Linked DNA regions of Homo sapiens: region 1 is linked to region 2. The links are chromatin loops, found by intact Hi-C in ENCODE. Cell type or tissue: CD4-positive, alpha-beta T cell. All regions are shown on one strand. Each heading gives the region's core, and the rest is flanking DNA. Links, peaks and the distances in the headings are about the cores only. Region 1 overlaps MGAT4A (alpha-1,3-mannosyl-glycoprotein 4-beta-N-acetylglucosaminyltransferase A). Region 2 overlaps INPP4A (inositol polyphosphate-4-phosphatase type I A).

Region 1 (15,548 bases), core at 4,313-12,312, 66 kb after region 2:
CACCTGCCTCGGCCTCCCAAAGTGCTGGGCTCACAAGCGTGAGCCACCATGCCCAGTTTAGCAAAAACGAATTTTCAAAGTGATAATAGCTGTTGAGGGAAGTTCTCATTTGGGAAAATTTCAATCTTGGTCCTGAACTCAAAAAAACTGCAGTAAATCTCTACCACTGCTAAGCCACTGAACTGCTGTGTGGCAGGGCAAGTCAGGATATTCAGTTCCTATTTCTGACAAAAATTCACAGCATTTGTGATGGCTAAGTCCATGAGAGTGAATAAGGTTCACTGTTGACACTTTTGTTCAATGACATATGACACATTCAAATCTTTTCTGCAAAGTACCTGGCTGATGAATAATAAAATAAATAACCATAGGCTTTAAATACCTTACATTTTTTTCAAGCTTTATAAATTAATGCAACTAAGCCATCTTCTCCACAAGTATTTTTTTTTAGCACCATTTGTTTAAGCACATCTTAGCAGATTCTACTTCAGGTTGTACTGAATTTGTGTTTTCTCAGCCTGTGTGAAAATACTCTTCTCTGTAGTTGTTCTAAACAGACTATTTACAGGGGCCAACCCTCAGTGTCTTCAACCATGGCACTGATTCCAAGTAATAACTGAGCAGTACCAGTGACAACTCCGTCAATTCCTCAGGAGCCAAGAAAAACACTCAAAATAATCTGCTTTGTTTTTTGAATACTGATATTGCTCCCAATGTCCTTAAGTCTTCAAACAATTGTTATTGCTGAAAGCCTCCTATCCTTAAATAAGTTTACTTTCTCTGCACACATTACTTTGGCTGCTGCTATTAACCATGATTTAATTAACTCGTGATTGGTAAGTGGTTTTTCTTGCTTAGCTAAAAAATAAGCCACTTGAAATACCACTTTGGGAACAGCCTCATTTTTATTTTTAGTGAAGAAATTCTGCTGTGATGAGATATTCCATTCTAAAGTTTCTAACTTTTCTGACCACTGCTTTCCTGTGAGTTGGGAGTATCATTGTATTTAGCCTAATAACGTACAGCTCTCACATAACTGCACAATAACTACAATGACTTGCCAACAATTTTGTAACATAACCCACATTCTACAGTGTTAAAAGCCACAATGCTCAAAATCTACTTTTCTTGTTTTGATGATGGATAAGTACTTGTAATTTTTTTTTAAGTCAGAGTGCCATGATATGTGTGGCTCTCAAAATACTGTCCAATTATAAATGCATCATTGTGATCTGCAGTACTCTAAGCAGCAGTGCAAAGCCGGGAGAGCATGACCTCGATCTCTCCTGCACCTACTCACTCATCTTTGCTGTTGGAGAGAAGCACACACGCACACACTACATTAGAAAATGAGCATGGCTGTCTTCCAAAAAAACTTTATTTATGGACACAGAAATCTGAATTTTATATAATTTTCACATAGCACAATGTATTCTTTTTACTTTTTTAGCCATTTAAAAACAAAAAAAGAAAAAGATGACTTTTTAAAAAATGTTCTTAGATCACAGACTATTCAAAAACAGGTGGAGGGCCAGATGTGCCCCATGGACCGTAGTTTGCTGACCACATGCTGTTACATTATGCAATCCATTGTCCAGTCTCACAGCATAGTTAATAGATTAATAATAAAATAAGGTACATTCAGATTGAAAACCACAGCAGAGCAGGCTTGTACTAATTTATATTGTAAATGTTGAACCTATGAGCCTCCAAAGTAATGCTTTTATTCAAAAATTATTAATAAACTTATTTCATAGAAGTTTGTCCATACTTGGTGCTGGACTTGGGTAGCAGGTAGGTGCTACCAAAAATTATTATTGAATATTGAATTAGGCATGGGATTCAGATCTTAAAAATATTGCAAAACTTGGAACATTTTAACCAATGTGACATTGAATACTGTCACCTGATGAGCTCATTTCATTAGAAAAATAATTACCAAATGATAAGTAGTTCATCAAAACACTCTTGCCCAGCAATTTATCCTCTCCCATGTATAAGAACAGTACATACACTACCGCAAAAGATTGCAAACAACCTAAGTATCCATCACTAGGAGCCTGGCCAAATAAATTACAATATGCTGATACAAGGGAATTTTAGGCAGCCAATTTCTTCAGTCGAAGAAAAAATAAAAAAGAATAAGCCAGCCACAGTCGCTCACACCTGTAATTCTGGCACTTTGGGAGGCTGAGGCAGGCAGATCACCTGAGGTCAGGAGTTCGAGACCAGCCTAGCCAACATGGTGAAACCCCGTCTCTACTAAAAATACAAAAATTAAGCCAGGCATGGTGGCCTGCGCCTGTAATCCCAGCTAATTGGGAGGCTGAGGCAGAGAGAAATGCTTGAACCCAGGAGGCGGAGGATGCAGTGAGTCAAGATTGTGCCACTGCACTCTACCCTGGGCGACAGAGCAAGACTCCATCTATAAATAAATAAATCAATCAAATAATGAAGAAAAAGTTGAAGATAATGCAGTTGAAGATTTGCTTCTCTTCCTAAGTCTATATTGTAGAGAAACTCTCATACATGTGCACAAGTGTTCAAAGCAGCCATGTTTATTACAGCAAAAACATGTACACAAACTTTATGACCAGAGAACAGATCGTGCTGTCCACAGAATCCATCCATAGAGGAGTGAAAAAGAATGAGTCGTAAACACACACACTCACGTGGATGAATCTCACAATTGTGAGGGGGAAGAAACCAAACTGTAGACCACAGAAAGATATTTATATCAAACGTGAAAACAGGCAAAATCCCACTGTGCATTGCTTAGGAATATATTCCATACATAGTAAAAATGGAAATGGTAACCATAAAATTCAGGTGTTGAAGGAGAAGAGAAGCTATTAGGGTATAGCTTTGGGGAGAAGGGGAAGAGAAGAGAAGCTATTAGGGACGGACAGCTGAATTGGCACATCTTAAGCTGGAGGGTGGATACAGGTACTCAGCATATTATTATTATTAAAATATTTTTAAATGTTCATGTTCCATACGTACATAGGCATTTTGTTCCATGAAAAAAAGAGATGTAAAACTGGATTATAGGGCGTATCATTTGTGTGTGACGATGTGTTGTTCTTAGAGAACATACCCAGATATTGTTATTTATGCATACAATACTCCCGAAGGGACACAAATCATTACGGGAACTGCCTCTCAGAAGCAGTGGGTAGGAGAAGAAAAGGGAAGAAGACTTAAGACTACCCTTTTAAATTTGTATTTGGTACTGTGTGTGTGTAATGACTTTTCAAACTACAAACTTAACCTTTGTCCTTAACCCAATGGTCTGGAAGGTAAGTATTAAGACAGGAAAGAAGAGAAAAAGTGAAGGAAATTACCAGAGTGACTGGAACCCCACACTCCTGGCATTGACAGGGACGGCCAAGGGCTACAGCCGTGGCTCCCCTCCGCCCGCCATGCCTGACCAGTGGCCCTTTCCTTCTCCCACTGGGTCTCTGCAGAAGGTTCTTCTGCCGTCTCGCAGCTTTAACCCACTGAAATAGAACTAGTATTTCTTCCACAAGACCATTCTTAGCTATCACGCTCTACTCTTCTAACCCCCACGCCATCAACCCTCGGGTCTCCACTGATGGCCAGCTGATGGTCTACTGTTCTTGCCAATGCCTTCACGCGTAAGTTGCTACCCAGTCTGATCCCATTTAAATTCAGGCCCCTCTCCAGGGCCAGTCTTGGCGACATGCAAGGGGAGCAGGGAAGTGCTGGGTAGAGAAGGTCATGAGCCCTGGCTAGAGCTCCAACCTCGGGCCTGTGCCCACCGACCTAGGTGAGGACAGGCATTTCCGTCTTCCCACCCAAATGTTGCATTTCCCAAGACCACCCTGGCCTGCCACGTCCCCATACTGTGCCTATAAAAGCCCTGAGACCCTAGCAGGCAGGCACACAAGTGGCTGGACGTGGAGGGGAAGGAAGCACACGGGCGGGCGGAAGAGCACACCCGCGGATGCTGGCAGGCCATCGATGGGCGGAATGACGCAGAATTTGGCCAGGGCAGTCGGAGGAGAGCCTAGGCAGCCCGACTCCAGGGGAAAACCATCTCCCTTCTGGCTCCCCCATGTGCTGAGAGCTACTTCCACTCAATAAAACCTGGCACTCATTCTCCAAGCCCACGTGTGATCCAATTCATCCGGTACACCAAGGCAAGAGACCCCGGGATACAGAAAGCTTCTGTCCTTGTGATAAGGCAGGGGGTCTAATGGCTGGTGCGGTGGGTCACGCCTGTAATCCCAGCACTTTGGGAGGCCGAGGCCAGTGGATCACGAGGTCAACACCAGCCTGGCCAACATGGCGAAACCCCGCCTCTACCAAAAATAGAAAAATGAGCCAGGCCTGGTGGTGGGCGCCTGTAATCCCAGGTACTCGGGAGGCTGAGGCAGGAGAATCACTTGAACCCGGGAGGCGGCGCTTGCAGTGAGCCGGGATTGCACTACTGCACTTCAGCCTGGGCGGCAAAGCGAGACTCTGTCTCCAATAAATAAATAAATAAATAAATAAATAAAAAGGCAGGGGGTCTAATTGAGCTAACAAACACAAGCCACCTATGGACAGCTAAACTAAAAGAGCACCCTGTAACACGCGCCCACTGGGACCTCAGGAGCTGTAAACATTCACCCCTAGACACTGCCATGGGGTCAGAGCCCCACAGCCTGCCCTTCTGCATGCTCCCCTAGGGGTTTGAGCAGTAGGGCACCAAAGAAGCAAGCCACACCCCCATCACACGCCCTGAAAGGTGGGTAAGGGAACTTTTCCCGTCTCAACAGCAGCTTGTTTGCACGCCAAGAGGGCTCTTACTAGCATCTCTTTCCCTAGTTCTCCCTGTTAAACTTTCCACTGGGATCCAAATTTGCTTGTCTGTAGCTAACATCTCTAATTGCTTAACACTAAAATTTCCATTGTATTCCACAGCACCCTTAGGCTGAACTTCCCCACATTCTGGTTCAAGTAAGTCATCTCCTCTTTAGGGAGAACTACAGAGCTCTCTGTTCTTCTGGCCTGCCTCTCCATTGGGCACAATCTCTGCACCACTGCTCTGGGTCCTTGGCAAGGACAGCAGCCCCTTCTCTTGGAGTGACACCTTGCTTTAGGATCAGAGCACTGGTCATGGCAGTAGCCCTTGGTTTTTGTCTTGTTTTGTTTTGTTTGAGACAGAGTGGCCCAGGCTGGAATGCAATGGTGCAATCTTGGCTCACTGCAACCTCCACCTCCTGCGTTGGGTTCAAGCAATTCTCCAGCCTCAGCCTACTAAGTAGCTGGAACTACAGGCATGCACCACCACACCTGGCTAATTTTTGTATTTTTACTAGAGATAGGGTTTCACCATGTTGGCCAGGCTAGTCTTGAACTCTTGAGCTGGTGATCTGCCTACCTTGGCCTCCCAAAGTGCTGAGATTACAGGCATGAGCCACTGCGCCCAGCCAAGCCTTGGTTTTCTTGGCTGGCTTCTGCTACTGACTGGACTGGGGCAGTGAGCTAGGACATCGGTGATCAGGGCCAAGTATTCTCACCCTGCTGTGCCTAGGGCAGAGTTCTGCCCAGATTCATCAGCTGCTCTTGTCTGGAACAGAGCTTCTGCAACAGAGTTGGGGGTAAGGACAGATGCTGGCAGCCTGACCCTCCTGGGCAGATGCCACAGCCCTAGACTAGAAGCTGGCAGGAGAGTCCAGTGTTCCTGGCTGTACCTGCACAGGGCAGAGCTTCTGTCTCCCCGAGCTGGGGGTACTGTGAGTGATAAGGCTGGTCCTGGCTCCCTCCCCGAGATCTGGGAGATTCTCATGAATAAATGTTGCTCCATTTGCTGCTAGCCCTTAGGACAATCTTCACAGATTTAAAATAGTTTTTTAAAAATAATTTTCACCAGTTATAATTGTTTTGCTAACGAGAGGGTCAAGGAAGCTCCTCATACACAATTCCATTAAAGAAGACTTCTTAAGGAAGCAGAATGTTCTACATTCAGTTGAAAAAAGATCAGTTGCTCTTTAGTTCTGTTCTGTTTGATTACACAAGGTCCTAGGCTGATGATGCAGAAGTTCACTTCTCATTCTAAGAACATATGAGTTGATATTTTAGATGGTCATTTTCTTCAATTACTATAGAGATATTTAATATAGATGTCTCTATTTCCTATGCTACTTTCATAATCTAGAACATACCATTTTCAGAAATTTAATAAGTGACAGGTAATGGGGTAATAAATGTCTCAGATACTCAGCTGATTTTGTGTATATTTCTAGAGATGGGCTAAGATACAGCCCAAATATAAAAATCATTCATCCACCAAAACTATAAAGAAAGTAGCCAGGGTTATTGTGCAAGCCTCTTAGCAATGGCTGAATGATACTTACCAAAGGTAAAACTGTTCTAGAAAGGGCTTAAAAATGTATTTATCCTATAGACCTACAATATCAATTTACCAATATTTGCTCTTGTCTAATACTAAGAGAAGCATTCATTTGTTTTAAACAAAAGAAAATGTACAGTTAGTTATTGAGTCAGTGTCTACCAAGTGACAGGCCCTGTGTTAACTACAGGACATACAGGAGAGACACGGCCCCTCCCTCTCCAGGGGAGCACACAGAACGGAGCTATGGAACAACACAACCACACAGCAAAGGCACATACGGGGGGATCTGAAGAGCAGGGAAGCGAGGCCATTAAATGGGCAGATTAAGGGTGCAAAAGCATTTATTAGAAGGAAAAATAATTGACCAATCATTTCAGGCAGAGAAAATGGCTAGAGATGTGGCTGCCCGGAGAGTGTGGGGCCTTCATCAGAGGAACAACAGTCTCAGGGCTGGAGAGAAAGAATGAGAGAAAGTCACAGATGTGAAGGTGGGTGGGAGCTAAGGGATCAGATAACAAAAAGGCCTCAGGGTTCTAGTTACATTTCAGAAAAGTAACTGCAGTGGCTCTAGAAAGCCACAGGAAAGCCACAGCGAGATGCAGTCCCTCCCCTGGCTCTGAATTGGAGGCACAGAGCAGCCTGCCCCTCACAGACAGGGTGACTCAAGACTTTCAGATGAAAAACCGACAGATTTGTGCTAATGGACAGCAAGAAGAGGGCAGTCTTCAGGGTGCCTCCCAGGTTAGGCTTAGGCAACTAGATGGATAGGGACAGCAAAAACTGGCGATCAATAAAGAAATGTGTGTGTTACAGACGCTTGTGGTAGACGGCTATGTGGCTGCCAGGTATAAGGCTATGTCAGTGGACATCTCAACACAGATGTGACGCTGGGGAGGAGGGAAGGGGCCCGAAGCACAGATTCTGGCCTGTCAATGTGAGCTGAGGCTGGAGAGGAGCTAAACCCATCCAGTAGGAGGCAGTGCAGGCAGACTCTCTATCAGGGAGCATCAACAAGAGCATGACACACAGCACGGAAGGAGCGAGAAAGACAGCCCAATCTGTGATATGAAATCCTACTTGGGTCAAATAATAAAAGCAAGTACTACAACACAGCACACATAAAACCTGGAGGACACTGGTAATTGTAATCCTCAAGTTGCTTAACATCTGAAAAGAACTGAAAAGTACTTTAGGAGTAAGTCCAGAAAAATAAAGGCCATTTTACTAAAGTAGATATTACCTATTCTGAAATAGCCATCTTCTAATCGTTTGTCTTTGGTTTCTTTGCTTATTTCCAAACCTTCACTCTAAAATAAAACAAAAGCATTAATTTCAAAAATAATTCTTTCTATTTAACCTAAGTTATTAATATATCTTAATATAGATGAAGTGGCATTTGTAACACAGCTATCCCTAAAAAGAGAAATATCATCTCAGTCTTGAACTTTAAAAAACTTATTAGATTAATAATAAAAGATGTTTTCTTAAGCCATCGTTTGAATCTGTATATAATATATTGGTGGTTGGAAATGAAACATTAAATCAATTAAACAGAACAGTATTTTCTATTAAAACTATAGAAGAACTGTGTAGTTAACTTGAAAGAAATCTAAGGATTCCTTAGAGACCAATAAATTAAATTGTGTATTAATTAACAGGCATTAAAAACACATAGAATTTGGACTCAAAATACAAACAGCAAGTAAACACTAAAGAAAACAATGATTCAGGCCAGGCACAGTGGCTCATGCCTGTAATCTCAGCACTTTGGGAGGCCGAGGCGGGTGGATCACGAGGTCAGGAGATCAAGACCATCCTGGCCAGTGCTGAAACCCAGTCTCTACTAAAATACAAAAATTAGCTGGGCATAGTGCCACGCACCTATACTCCCAGCTACTCGGGAGGCTGAGGCAGGAGAATCACTTGAACCTGGGAGGCAGAGGTTGCAGTGAGCCAAGATCGCACCACTGCACTCCAGCCAGTGACAGAGCGAGACTCTGTCTCAAAAAAATAAAATAAAATAAAATAAAATAAAATAAAATAAAATACGATTCATTTCTTTTTCTAGTAGAAACGTTCATATTATTTGCAACCTCCACCTCCCAGGTTCAAGTGATTCTCGTGCCTCAGCCTCCCGAGTAGCTGGGATTACAGGCGCATGCCACGATTCCTGGCTAATTTTTGTATTTTTAGTAGAGATGGGGTTTTGTCATGTTGGCCAGACTGGTTTTGAACTCCTGACCTCAAATGATCCACCCATCTCAGCCTCCCAAAGTGCTGGGATTACAGACGTGAGCCACCGGGTGTGGCCTGTTACTTTCCAAGATAAAACAAAATGAAGGCTCTTTCTATGAATGGGTCAAATGCACTCGTCAAATATAAAAGTGCTTCATATTTCAAAAAAAATTAATATTATTCACCATTGAGTCCTGCAAATCATGAGAATTTTCTTTCCCCTTAAAAACAAGAAAAGCTTCAAGCTAAGTCTACTAGTATTAGTTGTTAGGGAAAGGTAAGAGGAAATAGCAGTCATACCTTAAAAGGCAAAACTTCCACAGTTGTGTTTAGCAGAATATCTCCAGGATGTTCTTGGTTGCCGCTATGGAACAAATAACTGAAAATACAAACATCAAAATAAAAACACAAGTCGGGCTAGATTTTACAAAGATTCAAGAAAATGACCTTACCTCAGAGTCAGCTTTTCTACACAAGACTCTAAGCAAGCAAAGTTGACAACGCTAGAGCTTCTAATAACTGCACAGTATGTGTTCTGAATGGTTGTAGGGAACTTAGAAACTTAAGAGCATGACTCCTAGGTGATAAGTTCATTCCTTCTGTCAGAAACAATTATGTTTGCTGCTTAACATAATAATGTACCTAGATATTTTCAAAAAGGATGAGTTTTATGTCACTGTCTATAATGCTTTAAATATTTAACCCTCTTCCCAGAAAATTATAACACCTATATAATACTGCTGTATCTTATATCAGAAAAAAACTTCACTAGGACAACCAGTAGTCATGGCATGTCCAAAGACCAGTTCTAGGCTGGGCGTGGTGGCTCACACCTGTACTCCCAGCACTTTGGGAGGCCGAGGTAGGAGGATCACTTGAGGTCAGGGGTTCAAGACCAGCCTGGGCAACACAGTGAGACCTCGTCGCTACAAAAAAATTAAAAAATTAGCCAGGCATGGTGGTATGTACCTGTAGTCCCAGCTACTCAGGAAGCTAAGGTGAGAGGATTGCTTGAGTTTAGCCTGGAAGGTCTCATCTACAGTGAGCCGTGACTGTGCCACTGCACTCCAGCCTGGGTAACACAGCAAGAACTCATCTCTAAATAATAATAATAATAATAGTAATAAATAATAATAATAAAAGAAACAAAGACTAGTTCTATCCAATACAAATAACTTTAATATTAGTAGACTAAAAGTAAATTAACCTCTTAAAATATCTGAATATCAATATTAAAAAAGCATTTGAAGAATGACTAATTATCGATATATGGTGACAGATCTAAAATACTTTCTGGGTGTGAGTATAATACTCTGTTTTTGATACTCTGAAAACAAACTAGTAAGTATGCGTATGCGTTCTCAGGGTGTGGGGAAGGGAGGAAACTAGGTCAGACATGCAAAGTATGTCTGAATCTAAACCTAACTCTAGTTCAGTTGCATGGTTAAAAGTTTAGGCTTAGGAGTCAGAAAGACCTGGGTCCAAATCCTGGGTCTCTCAGTTACTAGAATTGTCACCTTTCACGAGTTTCCTCAGCTTTCTGAGCCTGAGTTTCTTCTATAATGCAGACAGTCCCATCTACCTCAGAGGACTGCTCCAATCAGTTCAGGAGAACTGACAAAAAGTCCCCCGCACATTCAAAATGCTCAGCCAGTCACAGTATGGTTACGATACAGTTACAGCGGTGGGCCAGTAGATATGGCTGTAAAAGGTTACGTGGGAATTCTTGGGGTGATAGAAACGGTCCTTATCTTGATATACTGTGTCAAAACCACAGTCTGCAAGATGCTCCCCTTGGGCAAGTGGGGTGATGGGTACACAGGATGTCTCAGTTTTACTTCCTACAGCTGCGTGTGAATCTATACTTTCTCAAAAGTCAAAGACTAAGAAAAAGAAATTGATTGTTGAGGGAAAAAGCACACAAAATAAATGTATCAAGTCAAGTGAAACTGTCCCTGTTATCTCACCTCTATTAACAGTTTAATAGATTTTTTGCAGATTTGTTCTATGTACATAATATATGTAAAACATTGTTTTTATTTTTCAAAAAATCCTTCTATAATCTATAATTCTATACTCTCTATATAGAATGCTATATATTCTAGAATCCTATACACATATAATGCCATAATCTATAAAATGATCTATAAGGATATTCTATAAAGTTATAAAATTTGCTTTTCACCCCACTTAGTATATATCTAAGAAAGTTTTCATGTCAATACATACTAATCTACGTCAATATTTTTGATGACTGCTTACAGCATTCCACTGCGTGGCAATATCATTTTATTTAACCAAACACATACTAATGGACATCTATGCTGTTTCTAATTCTATGCTGGCTCTCTGAGTGGTAAACAATATCTCAAAGTGCAGAGTATTACTAATAGTATAAAAATGAACTTTAACAGCAAAACAAATAAATGCTCATGCAAGTGCAAAATATTATTCAAAACTATTTCTGTATGTTCTTCCAGTGGTATTCCCAATGCTTAAAACACTTTTAAAACTTGAATTCCTCTTTGGAATCAGTTTAGAGTAACAAAAGAAAATTAGTAACATTGTATCACAGCTCTAAATTGTTTCTGACCACCTCAAATAGAATTACTGAAAATGATTTCTGGTGGATTCTAAAAATCAAATTGGCCCTCCCATTGGGACACATAAAAGGAAACACCACAGAGTGGGGAACTATGTTCCTTTAAGTATGCCACTGCCAATCTGGGGAACACACCCAAACCTGAAGAAGGACTGAAGGAATCACGACTATTAAATTAAAAACAGGCCAGGCACAATGGCTCACGCCTATAATCCCAGTACTTTGGGAGGCAGACATGGGTGGATCACCTGAGGTCAGGAGTTTGAGACCAGCCTGGCCAACATGGTGAAACCCTGTCTCTACTAAAAATACAAAAAAATTAGCCAGGTGTGGTGTCAGGTACCTGTAATCCCAGCTACTTCGGAGGCTGAGGCAGGAGAATCTTTTGAACCAAGGAGGTGGAGGTTGCAATGAGCTACATTGCACCATTGCACTCCAGTCTGGGCGACAGAGCGAGACTGTCTCAAAAAAAAAAAAGGAAGAAAGTCCTAAATTTTGTAAAATGAACATAAATGCTCAAAAACATAAAATGGCTGTAAATTTCTCCCTGGTGTACCGAAAATAACCTAGCATTTGTAAAACTATTGACTAAGAATAGTCATACTCTGTCAAATTTATCATTTCAACCAAATTGCTGGGCTAATCAACTAGCTCCAGATCAATTTTCAAGGGACATACCAGGATAAAGACATAAACACTAATTTGAGATTTTCGAGAGTTCCGCAAAAAAGTATTAAAAAATTATACTAGATATACTAAGTCCAGAAATACCAATGAAGTTCACCAAACGTGTTAAATGTTGACATTACATCTGAAAACAACATACTCGTTTTATTATGGAGTTGTTTTACATGTAATTTAAAGCCCAACATTTTGGGCCCCACTGTGTCCCCACATCTGTCAGGCACACACACAAAAATCTATTATAAATCACATTACGAATAAGAGATCCAAATTGTAAGATCACATACATTTCAATAATCACCAACCTTTCTACATTGACTGGTTTATCAAATTTAAACAAGATGTAGTCTCCAGCTATCGGTGTGATAGCCCAGAAGAAATCCTCTCCCATGTAAGTTTTCTCCAGCGTATGCCCTTGGTAGACCTTCAAGGAAGTAGATACCTCCGCAGGTGGGTTTACATGGATTTTAAGAAGTAATGGTTTCATATAATCTTTATCCTGGGAGCAAAGACATATATGCTATTAAATAATACACAGCTTATTTAAGAAGAAAAACAATAATTATAACTTAAATAACAAGTTGTATGTTCATGAGAAAATAAAATTAAGTCACCAACCGTGAGTTTTTGGATTTTTCCTGATAGTGATGAGTGCAGACCAACATGTTGGAAAAGGGAAGGTCTGAAGCGAATTCGCAGATTTGCTTTCTGTCTATCACAATGTTTCTAAATATTAAAAAAAATCACGTTAGTGTTGCATCATAAAGTGAAATCTTGCCCTCACCTGGAAAATGAGAAGTCCTTTATTAAAATATTGAAAAGAAGGGCTGGGCGCGGTGGGTCATGCCTATAATCCCAGCATGTTGAAAGGCCAAGGCAGGTGGATCACCTGAGGTCAGGAGTTTGAGACCAGTCTGGCCAACATGGTGAAACCCCATCTCTACTAAAAACACAAAAATCAGCCAGGTGTGCAAGCCTATAATCCCAGCTACTCGGAAGGCTGAAGCAGGAGAATCGCTTGAACCCAGGAGGCAGAGGTTGCAGTGAGCCGAGATCGCACCACTGCACTCCAGCCTGGGTGACAGAGTAAAACTCTGTCACAAAAACAAACAAACAAACAAAACAACAACAACAAAATTGAAAAGAAAACAACTTCAAGTCATAATTACAAATCATATTTTTTTCTAGTCTTTGAGGCACTAATAGATTTGCTACTTCCTTGATAAATAGTCATGATCCAGAAATTTAAAATAAGCATAGTTAAGGGAAGAGTGAAGGATTTAATTTCAACCATCCTTCAACACATGTCAACAAAGATTTGACTTTTAATATTAAAATGAATAAACTATAGACTAGGGGGTTAGTTCAAATATACAAAATATTTTTTATTTAATAATATAATGAATTTGCAAATTATAAATGGCGCATTTTGTTGCATGAAAGCAACTTGAAAATGTGAGGCAATCATTTGCCTAGAAGCAAGTAAATGATATTAAAAATTCCACAGACAATCTCTGTCAACACAGGAAGGGACACCTATGTTTCAACTCGTAGTGCCCCACGGTCCAGACGTTCCATCTCAACCTGTCCTCATGCATGGGCCTGGCGTGTGAAGGCTGTGCAACACCGAGGGCCACCTTGACAAATATTTATTTAGACTTTTCATTTTCAATAACTTACAAAAGTTTGGGGCCAAAAAAAATCAAAAAACACATCTTTGTAAGAAATTTACACTTGACTGGGCACGGTGGCTCACGCCTGCAATACCAGCACTTTGGGAGGCCAAGGTAGATGGATCACCTGAGGTCAGGAGTTTCAGACCAGCCTGGCCAACGTGGTGAAACCCTGTCTCTACTAAAAATACAAAAATTGGCCAGGCGCAGTGGCTCACGCCTGTAATCCCAGCACTTTGGGAGGCCGAGGTGGGCGGATCACGAGGTCAGGAAATCGAGACCATCCTGGCTAACACGGTGAAACCCCATCTCTACTAAAAATACAAAAAAAAAAAAAAAAAAAAAAATTAGCCGGGCGTGGTGGCGGGCGCCTGCCTGTAGTCCCAGCTATGCAGGAGGCTGAGGCAGGAGAATGGCGTGAACACGGGAGGCGGAGCTTGCAGTGAGCCGAGATCGCGCCACTGCACTCCAGCCTAGGCCACGGAGCGAGACTCCGTCTCACAAAAGAAAAAAAAGAAAAAAAAATACAAAAATTAGCAGCCGGCTTGGTGGCTCACGTCTGTAATCCTAGCACTTTGGGAGGCTGAGGTTGGGGGATCATGAGGTCACGAGATTGAGACCATTCTGGCCAACACGGTGAAACCTGGTCTCTACTAAAAATATAAAAATTTGCCAGGCGTGGTGGCCCGTGCCTGTAGTCCCAGCTACTCAGGAGGCTGAGAGGCAGGAGAATCGCTTGAACCTGGGGGGCAGAGGCTACAGTGGGCTGAGACTGCGCCATTGCACTCCAGTCTGGGTGACAAGAGCAAAACTCTGTCTCAAAAAAAAAAAAAAAAGAAATTTACACTGTAGAAGACTTCTAATAATATACTGGGTGCTAAAATGCCTACTTCTCAAGAGGTTTCACTTCACTGGCATTATTACTGACACTACAATAAAGGTGAAATAGTGTATTTTCTTTGCACAAATACTCAAGTGGAAGGAGAAAGAAAGGGAGGAAGAGTCAAAGGGAAGGGCAAAGGGCAAGAGAGAGAGAAGACTGGGGAGCGCAAGGTTGAGGAGAGAGCAAAACCACCGAGGCAGTGTCTGGAACTCAGCCTGTCACTCCAGTGGCAATGGAAGGACTCTGGCCGAAGGGCCCAAGCACGCTGATAACCCTTTGGGACAATGTATAAATGATTCGAAGGGTTTCCCAGGCCACTGTCAAGGATGTGGCGACAGCACCCTCGAGATTCTAGGGGAAGCAACTGAAGAATTAGAGGCCACACAAAAACATGGACTACAGAAGAGTGAAGGAATGGATGAAATCGTCCAAAAGTTCATGTACCCAAATTTATGGAGGATTTAGAGGGTTTTTGTGGTTTTAATTTCTACTATAGATGTTTTCACCTCACAGGCTCATTTTAGAACCTAACCACATATTAAATAAAATTGCACAGGACGAATGGAATGCAAGTGTATTGTAGGAGGTTAAAGATGACGTTAACTTTTTCTGTGTCCTACAATAAAAATTTCTATAAGTCACAGTGAAAATGTGCATAAGGACTGAGATCTCTAAAAAATGATTTGTTTAAAACAATTTATATGTTCAACTAATTGTCGGAAAACAGATACTCTGCCATTGCTAGATTCCATGATTTCCTCTAACTAAGAATGTGTTGGGGTTTTTTAAAATTTTTGTGGTTTTTTTTAAACAGAATGCAATGATAGCCTACAGACACCAGAAGGTAGTATCCTAAAACCTAGCAGGTATGAGGATCCAACTATTCTAGGGAGTAGAAGGTCATGAAGTCAAACTAATGCTTATTTGTTACAATGAATGGTAAGTCAACTCTATAATGACATGTTCTTACAGTAATACTTATCATTACACATCAAAATGGACATTTTAAAGAATTTGTACTTTTACATATTGTTTATGCTTACATCAAATAAATTAAAAGCTATAGTTTTTTTTCAGAGACACAATTCAAATTGGACAAGGAAAACA
Region 2 (8,000 bases), core at 1-8,000:
GGCCACTTCCAGCGCCTCCGCAGACATGCTGCCCGTCATCACAGGAAATCGGTAGAGTGTTGGTTTAAAATTCTCTGAGCCAGAGAGCGGTTTTCATTTTTGTTTATCTCAGGGAAGGTACTCTTCTGAATTTTTTATCCTATTTCATTTTGTTAAATGCTCTGATTACAGCCCCCTAGGTTAGTGCCACTCCCTTAAAGGTCTGTGGTTGGCAGTTTGGCCATCACTAAGCCAGAGGGCCAGCCTGGGCACTGCAGCCTGCTCGGTGGCCCTCTGGCCTCACACTGCTCTCCCTCTCTCCACCTTTCTCCAGCGACGGGTTTAACGTGCGGGTCCCTCTGCCGGGCCCGCTGTTTGACGCCTTGCCCCGGGAGATCCAGAGTGGCATGCTGCTGCGAGTGCAGCCCGTCCTCTTCAACGTGGGCATCAATGAGCAGCAGACACTGGCCGAGAGGTGCGTGCCGGCTCCTCGGGGCTGCGGGGGTGTGGTGGCCCTGGAGATGATGCAGAAAACGTACTTACCCCTCTTCAGGCTCTAAGTGCTGGACAGACTTTGTCATCCTTCCTTCCTTTGGCCAACATTTTCATCATGGCCGTGCACCTCACTGTCTTTGGTGCTAGGGACACAGAGTGACCCAGAGGTGGTCTCTGTCCTCAGGGACTCAGCTGGTGGGAGAGAGAGAGACATGGATGCAATGATGAAGACAGATACAGGGCATTGTGGGATCCGGAGTAGGGCACCCAGCAAGGTCTAGGGGGTCTGTAAAGGCTTCTTGGAGTTGCAGGGGATGGGGCTTTGAATTGTGAATAGGAGTTGGATGATGAGGTGGAGGGGAGACATGTCAGATTAAGAAGACTGAAGAAAGGCCTGGCGAGGAGAAACAGCATGGAGTTCAGGGGCACCAGGTTCCAGGCAGGGATTGGCAGGTAAGGGTAGACAGGCTCTGTGTGCCAGGCTGAGACTCATGCCTGAACCTAAAGGCAACTGCCCTCCAGGGTCACTTGCCACACTGCAGAGGGGAGTTGTGTGTGCCTGTGTGTGCACGTGTGCCTGTGTGCGCACATGTGTGTGAGGAGATAGGGTAGATTGGGTATATGTACCCTTTACTGGCCTTCCACTAGTACATGAGAATGATTCCTGTGTTGTCATTTATCTTCATGTGATATGTGTAGAATAGTCTAAACAGAGATCTTCAAGTACTTGCTGTGAAGGAAATTTGGTTTCCAGAACAATATGCCGTGTTCCTGCTGGGCCTTCTGATGTCCAACCCCAGTGGTTGATGTCCATTGACGCCTAGGTGTAGGGTCACACCAACTTAGGAAATATGGTATCATTGCTGGGAGACACTGAAGAACTCTCAGTGGGGCAGGACACAATCAGATTTACATTTAAAGTAGGTCGTTTCGCTGGCACGTGCCGGGAGGAGATGAAGGGGACAAGTGTGAGGAGGAGGCTGCTGGGAGGAGTCCAGGCCAGAGGTGGGAACCTGGATCAGGGCCAGGGGAGTGTTGGTGTTCTGCAGAGGGGTAGGCTGGGGAACTGTTAAAGTGGTCAGTGGAAGGGTTTGGTCTTCAGTGGGGTTGGGGCTGGGGCTGAGTGGGAGGAGAGTACACCAGACAGACCCACCCACTGAGCTCATAAACTGGCAGGAGAGTCGTGTCCAGAGGCAGGTGGTGAGCTGGGTTTGGACTGAGGGCACCAGCCCAGGAAGCAAAGCCCCAAAGGTGTGAGCAGAGCTGGAGGCGCCTATGTCAGGGAGAGGCGCAGCCTCACTGGAGCCCCAGCAGGGAGGTGGCCCAGGGGAGGGAAAATGATGGTGCCTGCATCCAGTAGCTGCGGATCCCACAGACTTGCAGGAGCAGTTTCTAGAGAGGGCTGAGCCAGAGCCAGGTGCATTGAATAGAGGGGAGGGTGGAGGATGCAACACTGAGGACAGAGAGGACTTGCAAAGGGCAGGTTCTTGACTTTGTTTCTTTATTGGCCCTGAGGTCACTGGTGAGCTGGGCTTGTTTATAAGCTGAGGGAAGAGCCCTCAGAGGGGAGGCCACAGGCCCAGAGTCAGGGATGGCCCCCAAGGGAGCAGGCGTCTAGAGAAAAGGCCATTGTGGACACCAGGGGTGGATGGGCTGGGACCCGTAGGAGGGAATCCTGCCCTCTGAGGGATGCTCTCGGGCCACAGAGAAGCTGATGCTCGGAAGGCCCCTCAGCAGGGATGTGTGAGACTGCACTGGGGCCCAGGACCTGGACTTCAGAGCCTGCATTTCCTAATGATCACCTTGTGCCTTCCTTGCAGGTGGCATTTTATGGCTTTGTTTCTTAGGCATTTGGCACATGCTCCTTGTAGCACACTGAGTGTGATCAGGGTGAACCTGCACGATGACGAAAGGGCAAGGGCTTCATGTCAGTCCCGGAGGGGCTGGCAGTCAGGTGTGTTCATTCTGCACACAGAGAGTGACTTCAGATTGGAGTACAGGGCTGCATCCTCACCTCTCAGCCATACCTCACTGCCGTCCCCCCTCCTAAGTGCCTCAGATGGGAGGAGACCAGGGACTCTGAGCCAAATGGCTGTGAGGGGGGATCCTGTGCTGCACAGGATCTGTACCACATCATGTTCTGGTCATCTCTCAGGCACGCCTGTAACAGTGATACATGATTCCTGCCAATGGAATGCATTTAAACTGATCAGCAACACTGTAGAAATGCCTTTATGCTCGGAAGAGGGAGAGTGGCTTAGAATTTAGATATGCATAGTAAATGTTTGAGAGAATCAGCATAGTTAGCTTCCATGCAGTTGTGTTCATGTTAGAAGAAAGTGACATTAGCCAACTAATGGCATCCCCTATAACCTCCCAAGGTTTGGCGATACGTCTTTACAAGAAGTCATCAACGTGGAGAGTTTGGTGCGGTTAAATTCCTACTTTGAGCAGTTTAAGGAAGTTTTGCCTGAGGATTGTAAGTATTTCTTCAGTCATGGTAGGTTTCACTTACTCGTCTTTTTATCAGTTTAGATGTCTGAGCTCTGGCTTGCCCTGCCTCTGTGAGTGCATGCCTGTGCATGTGTGTGCACTGTTCCCTTTCTCCCTAAACACACACACGCAGAGAGAGAGAGAGAAGCTTCCCTTGGCTGTGGCCCTCATTCATCTCTTTGCTGTCGATTCTCTACTAGCCTATGTGACATGGCTCCTTCCCATGCTGTCGTAGTCACTGACACAAGATGTGTTTGGTGGCATGCATTGTGCACCTCCTGGTAGGACTTGGGGGAATCACAGAGGCAGGACCCACCCTCGGCCAGGTGAGCGGCCCACTCACTTCCCTTTGTGGTGCTTAGAGAGGAAGATGCGGGGCCAACATTGCTGGGTGTTTGGGAGCAAGGTGGCCCCATCTCGGCATCTCCTGGAGGCAGTGGAGATGGTGACAGTAATCTCTCTGCGTGTCCTGCAGTGAAGATGCTGCAGCTAGGGCTCTGCAGCCACAGAACTAAGGGAGGAACCGAGAGCTGCACAGCACTGTCTACGAGAATTCCCTCTTGAGTTCAACCCAGTGAATATTCCCTGAGGACCTGCTGTGTGTAAAGTGCTAGAGGATCCGATGGCGAATGAGGGGTGGACCCTACCTTGGAGGGAAAGCTGGTCCCAGAGTGCCGGCCTCTCTGTGCAGGCGCTGCCACAGCCACTAGGGGGCGCCACGCGTCAGAAGGTATCATCCCCTCTGTGTTACACTAGTGTCCTCTGATGGGGGTTTCCAAAGAGGGAACCCACATCGGCTGGGCTTTGCATTGGGCAGGCTTCATCTGCATCCTGTTGGACGGTACGGTAGACCTTAGAGTTTAGAGATAGTCAAACAGTACTGCTGGTGAACCTTCACAGGTCACGGATGTGCCAGACACTGGGCTGGGCTCTACATACGTTTCCACGCTGAATCCACAACAGCCCTATGGGTCGGTGATAGGATCCATGTCCAGATGAAGAAAGGGGTGCCTGGCTCTGAAGCCCATGTGCTTGGATTGTGGCTGAAGCCGTCCTGCTAGGAGAGAGTGATGCAGAACACTCCGGGGCTGGGCCAAGAAGTCGTGGCTTCAGCAGGGAAGCAGTGGGAAAAAAGACGCCTCTTCACAGGTTCATCTAGCAAGAGTGTGCGGTTGGATTGGAAGAGGGGAGGCAAGCCGCTGATGGCCAGAGTGAGGCTGTGACACTTCAGATGAGATGTTGTTTCACTCTGACTCCAGCCTGGTAGTGACAGTGAGCGTGGAGAGAGGGATGAGGCGTTAGGGGGGTTTGGGCTGAGGATGCACTCCTCAGCGGCCACGTGCAGCTGGCGCTGGGGAGGTGAGGGCTGTGTCTGCTGGGAGAGCTGACAGACCTGGCTCTGGGCAAGGACGCTGGAGTTGCCGGCAACAGCTGGGGCCGTCCCGCTGATGAGAGAGGCGCAGGGCTACAGGGGACCGACAGCGAGTGCAGCACTGGCCCCAGCTGAGCTGATGACATGGGCAAATGACTTGTGGGGAGTGCAGATGTGGAGCCACAGAGCAGAGCCCTTTGGTGGTTGAGGCCACTGAGTGACAAGACGAGAAGGGGCTGGAACAGCATCTGGAGGGGCCCCTGCTCTGGGGGACAGCGAGGAAGAAGGGACTCAACAGAAGGCGAGAGAGAGCATCACAGGCTAGCAGGAAGAAGGCAGGAGCCAGGAGGGTGTGGGGCGCTGCCGGACACTGGATGTGTGGACAAGGAGCTGCTGGTGATCTCTCCCATACAGTCTCACTGTGGTGAGGGCTGGGCCAGGGATCAAGGGGTGATGAAATGGTGCTGCCCTGGAATGGACCACTTTGTCCCAAAGACTGTCAGCAACTTGAGGGATGGGGCTGTGGGCAGGTGGGACACACCCTGGAGCTGCAGGGGCCATGGGAGTGCTCAAAGGTCCGAGGGAAGGAGAACACACAGGGCTGGAAGATGCAAGAGGACACCAGAGTCACAGACCAGGCCCTGGAGTGGGCAGGCGGAGGGTGCCCTTGCAGGGAGGGAAGGAGGGAGGAGAGAAGGTAGGGACATGAATGGAGGAAATATGCTCAGGTTGGGCAGCCTCAGTCTCCCCAGTAAAACAGGTGTTCTTGTCCTGCTCAACATGAGAGAGGTGAGCACAGAACCGGGGCCTTGAGGGGAGTGGAGGTGACTGGCAGAGATGCAGTTGGAGCCAGAGAGCCTGGAAAAATACAGATGCCTGGGCCCCACCCCAGAGTGTGGTGGGCAGGACCTGGGCATTAGGGTTTCAGAAACTCCCCAGGTGGTCCCTGTGTGCCACAGCCAGGGTGGTAAACATAGCATGAAGTCAAGGTCCTGCGAGGACTTGGCAGCTGAAGGCCATCAGTGCCATGGACGTCAGAACTGTTAAGAAGGTGTCCTCATGCTCTTTAGCAGGGACCGGAGTTCAAACAGCAGATTTGTCACATGCTCGCCACAAGCTGGGCCCCCTACTATCCACTTTATGTGGATTCTCTAATCTGATCCCCACAGCAGCCCTGGGAAATGGGCACCGGTTTCACACCCACTTGGCAGGTGAGGAAACTGAGGCATGGAGGGCAAGTCTCCCCAGGAGCTGGGCCAAGCCCAGGCAGCATCTTCTGACTGCTGTAGGGGAGAGGATGGGCCCACCGGCAGGGCCAGCCAAGGAGCCACGAAGGTGAGCAGGGAGGGAGTAGGGGGCGCGTGCTGAGGCCTGGAGGAGTGGGAGTGGTGAGCGGCTGCAGTAAGTAGGAAGGGGGAATTTGTGCCTAGCACCTTAGAGGGCAGGCAGTCTCCAGGGCTCGGGGAGCTGTTACAATGGGCAGTGAAGGCCCAGGATGGGCGAGGCCTCCGGAAGCAGAGCAGCCAGGCTGGACCACGCAGGCAGGAACTAGTCGACTGGACCATGACCCAGGAAGCTGGGGCAGATGTGAGCCAGGTACCCCTCCCCTCAGCAGGATGGCTGGTCTCTGAGGCTGAGGAGATGGAGCCCACCAGCTGAATACCCCCAAACTTTGTGTGGTTCCTCAGTGGACAGGTATTCATTAAAGCAGGGGCTGCAGGGGCAACCAGCGAGAAGCCAAAGTGCATCTTGGGAGGTGAGATGGTGCTGTCTATGCCAGAGGGCAAATATCCTGACCTGGCTAAGCTCCCCTCCTCTGGGCTCCCACAGCTTCCGTCTCAGCTGATGCCACCTTTCCATCTTTCTGTCTCTGCCCTGTCCCCTGACCGGCGTGGTGTGGAGCACTCAGCAGCAACGTGAAGTAATTAGCACAGGACCTGTGTACGCCAGGGCGAGGCTGTGTGGTGGAAACCAGGTGTGCAGTTAGATCCCAAGTGCTGCCATGTACTTGGTTTGGCTTCGGGGATTCCGGCGCTGTGGCTGTTTTCCTTAGCCATGACCTTGAGGCTCTTCTCTTTGTCTCTGATAATCCCAGTGTTTGAAAATCCCAGAGTACCTTTCCAGGAGTGGTTGATTTTTCCTCAGTTTTGTCTGGGGTTTCTTGGTAAGGTGACCTGATGGATCTTCAGGCCCAAGGGGTCCTGGAAGGGCCTAGAGACTGCCAGAGTGGAGGAGGAGCTGTTAGGATGTGGGAGCAGGGGCTTCTCTGGGTCCCGCAGAGATGTGTTCTCCTGGCATGGGCCAAGGGCCCCCTGGAGGAGGCTGCACTTTCCTGATCCCTCCCAAGGTTTCCAGGCCTGCTCAATGGCTCAGACCCACTGCCCCAGTTTCTTCTACCCTCGGGAAGTTTTGACGACCAGCTGGATCCCTCTCACTCCCTCCTAACTCCCTCATCTGGGAGGGGTGCGGGAGGCATGGGTATTTACAAGGAGTCCTGTAGGTGATTCGGTGGCCATTCCCAGCCCCTCAGAAGAACTGAAGGGAGATGAAGGAAATGTCCTTTGAAGGTGGCAGTAAAAGAAATTAAGTGCTCACCACACCAGCAGCCATGTCCTATCCCCAAACACCTCCATCCCTTCTTCAACCGGGAACTCATTGTTTTACCACTGTGTGCCCCAGCAGCTCACTTGGGTGGGCTCCCTCTGCCGGGGGAGTTCCTGGGTGCGTCACCCACTCCCACGAACTCCTTTTCTCTTCCAGGCCTGCCTCGGTCTCGCAGTCAGACGTGCCTGCCAGAGCTGCTGCGGTTTCTGGGTCAGAACGTGCATGCCCGGAAGAATAAGAACGTCGACATTCTCTGGCAAGCTGCTGAGGTACTGGTTACAGAGAGGAAAAGGAGGCTATTGCGGTGCCCACAGCTGAACGTCATGACAGAAACATTACAAAGTAGAATCTCAGCAGGAGAGCAGAGCTCTCCATACTGGGAGAGGAGGGAGTCACTGAGTACGTTCTGAAGCTCTGAAAGAGACTGAACAGTTCACAGAGTCCATTCCTTTGGGGCTGCCTGAATTCTGATAAGCTTAACACAGTCCATCTCTTGGGGCATTTACTAGCCAGGCTGATGACAGTTGTCACCCTCAGAAGCCTGGCGATCGATACCAGCTGAAAACCACTGTCTACTGCATCATTTAATAGGGTCAGAAGGAGGCCATGTGACCTTTCAGGTCTCTTTAAACCATCTTTATCGTCCATTGTGCCTCTGATCTCCTCATTTTCCCAAGCACTTACCCTGCTCATATTTTCTCCAAAGTTTACTTGTGGAATTCCAAGCCACTGCTCTGAGCCTGGGTAACAGACCAATTTCATAGCTGGTCATTCATTCACCCTTGATGAGGGGCGAGGTTAATTCTTCTCCACAGCAGCATAACCTGCCCAGCGCTGGGACTCGGGCACACATGGCCCCAGTGGCATTCCCGCTCCCTGCCTGGGCCTGAGGAGAGGGATGGTGAGCCCAGGAGGGAGGTGGCACTGCACTGCCCACCACACCTCAGCCACCACGCCTCGTCACAGAGCTCGAGCAGCAGAGGGTCCAGCCCTCCACAGCTTCCCTGAGCAGCTCACTCTGAAGTGTGCCTCTCCGTCTTGTCAGGAAGGTGCTTCT

What was found. Peaks named below come from ENCODE experiments on the same cell type or tissue, not always from the same donor. Only the 100,000 strongest peaks of a DNase experiment are listed, where the experiment ranks them.
Region 1: it touches region 2 in a loop (2.5-fold over the local background); 4 of 110 quality-filtered maps call a loop at or near these places.

The regions. Positions count from the first base shown.
Region 1 is chr2:98,627,618-98,643,165 of GRCh38, forward strand. It overlaps MGAT4A (alpha-1,3-mannosyl-glycoprotein 4-beta-N-acetylglucosaminyltransferase A), which reads right to left. Exons shown (of 16, transcript NM_012214.3): 11 at 12,504-12,611; 12 at 12,191-12,384; 13 at 8,900-8,978; 14 at 7,605-7,671. Among named protein-coding and RNA genes, the nearest start is that of UNC50, 27 kb to the left of the region's middle. In CD4-positive, alpha-beta T cell, for the core only: no CTCF peak of the experiment used is centred there; DNase peaks (open chromatin) are centred at 6,994, 7,344 and 10,324; H3K27ac peaks cover 3,431 bases.
Region 2 is chr2:98,565,716-98,573,715 of GRCh38, forward strand. It overlaps INPP4A (inositol polyphosphate-4-phosphatase type I A), which reads left to right. Exons shown (of 25, transcript NM_001134225.2): 20 at 1-51; 21 at 314-454; 22 at 2,856-2,953; 23 at 7,100-7,212. Among named protein-coding and RNA genes, the nearest start is that of COA5, 39 kb to the right of the region's middle. In CD4-positive, alpha-beta T cell, for the core only: CTCF peaks have their summits at 3,670 (motif pointing right) and 3,877; a DNase peak (open chromatin) is centred at 3,686.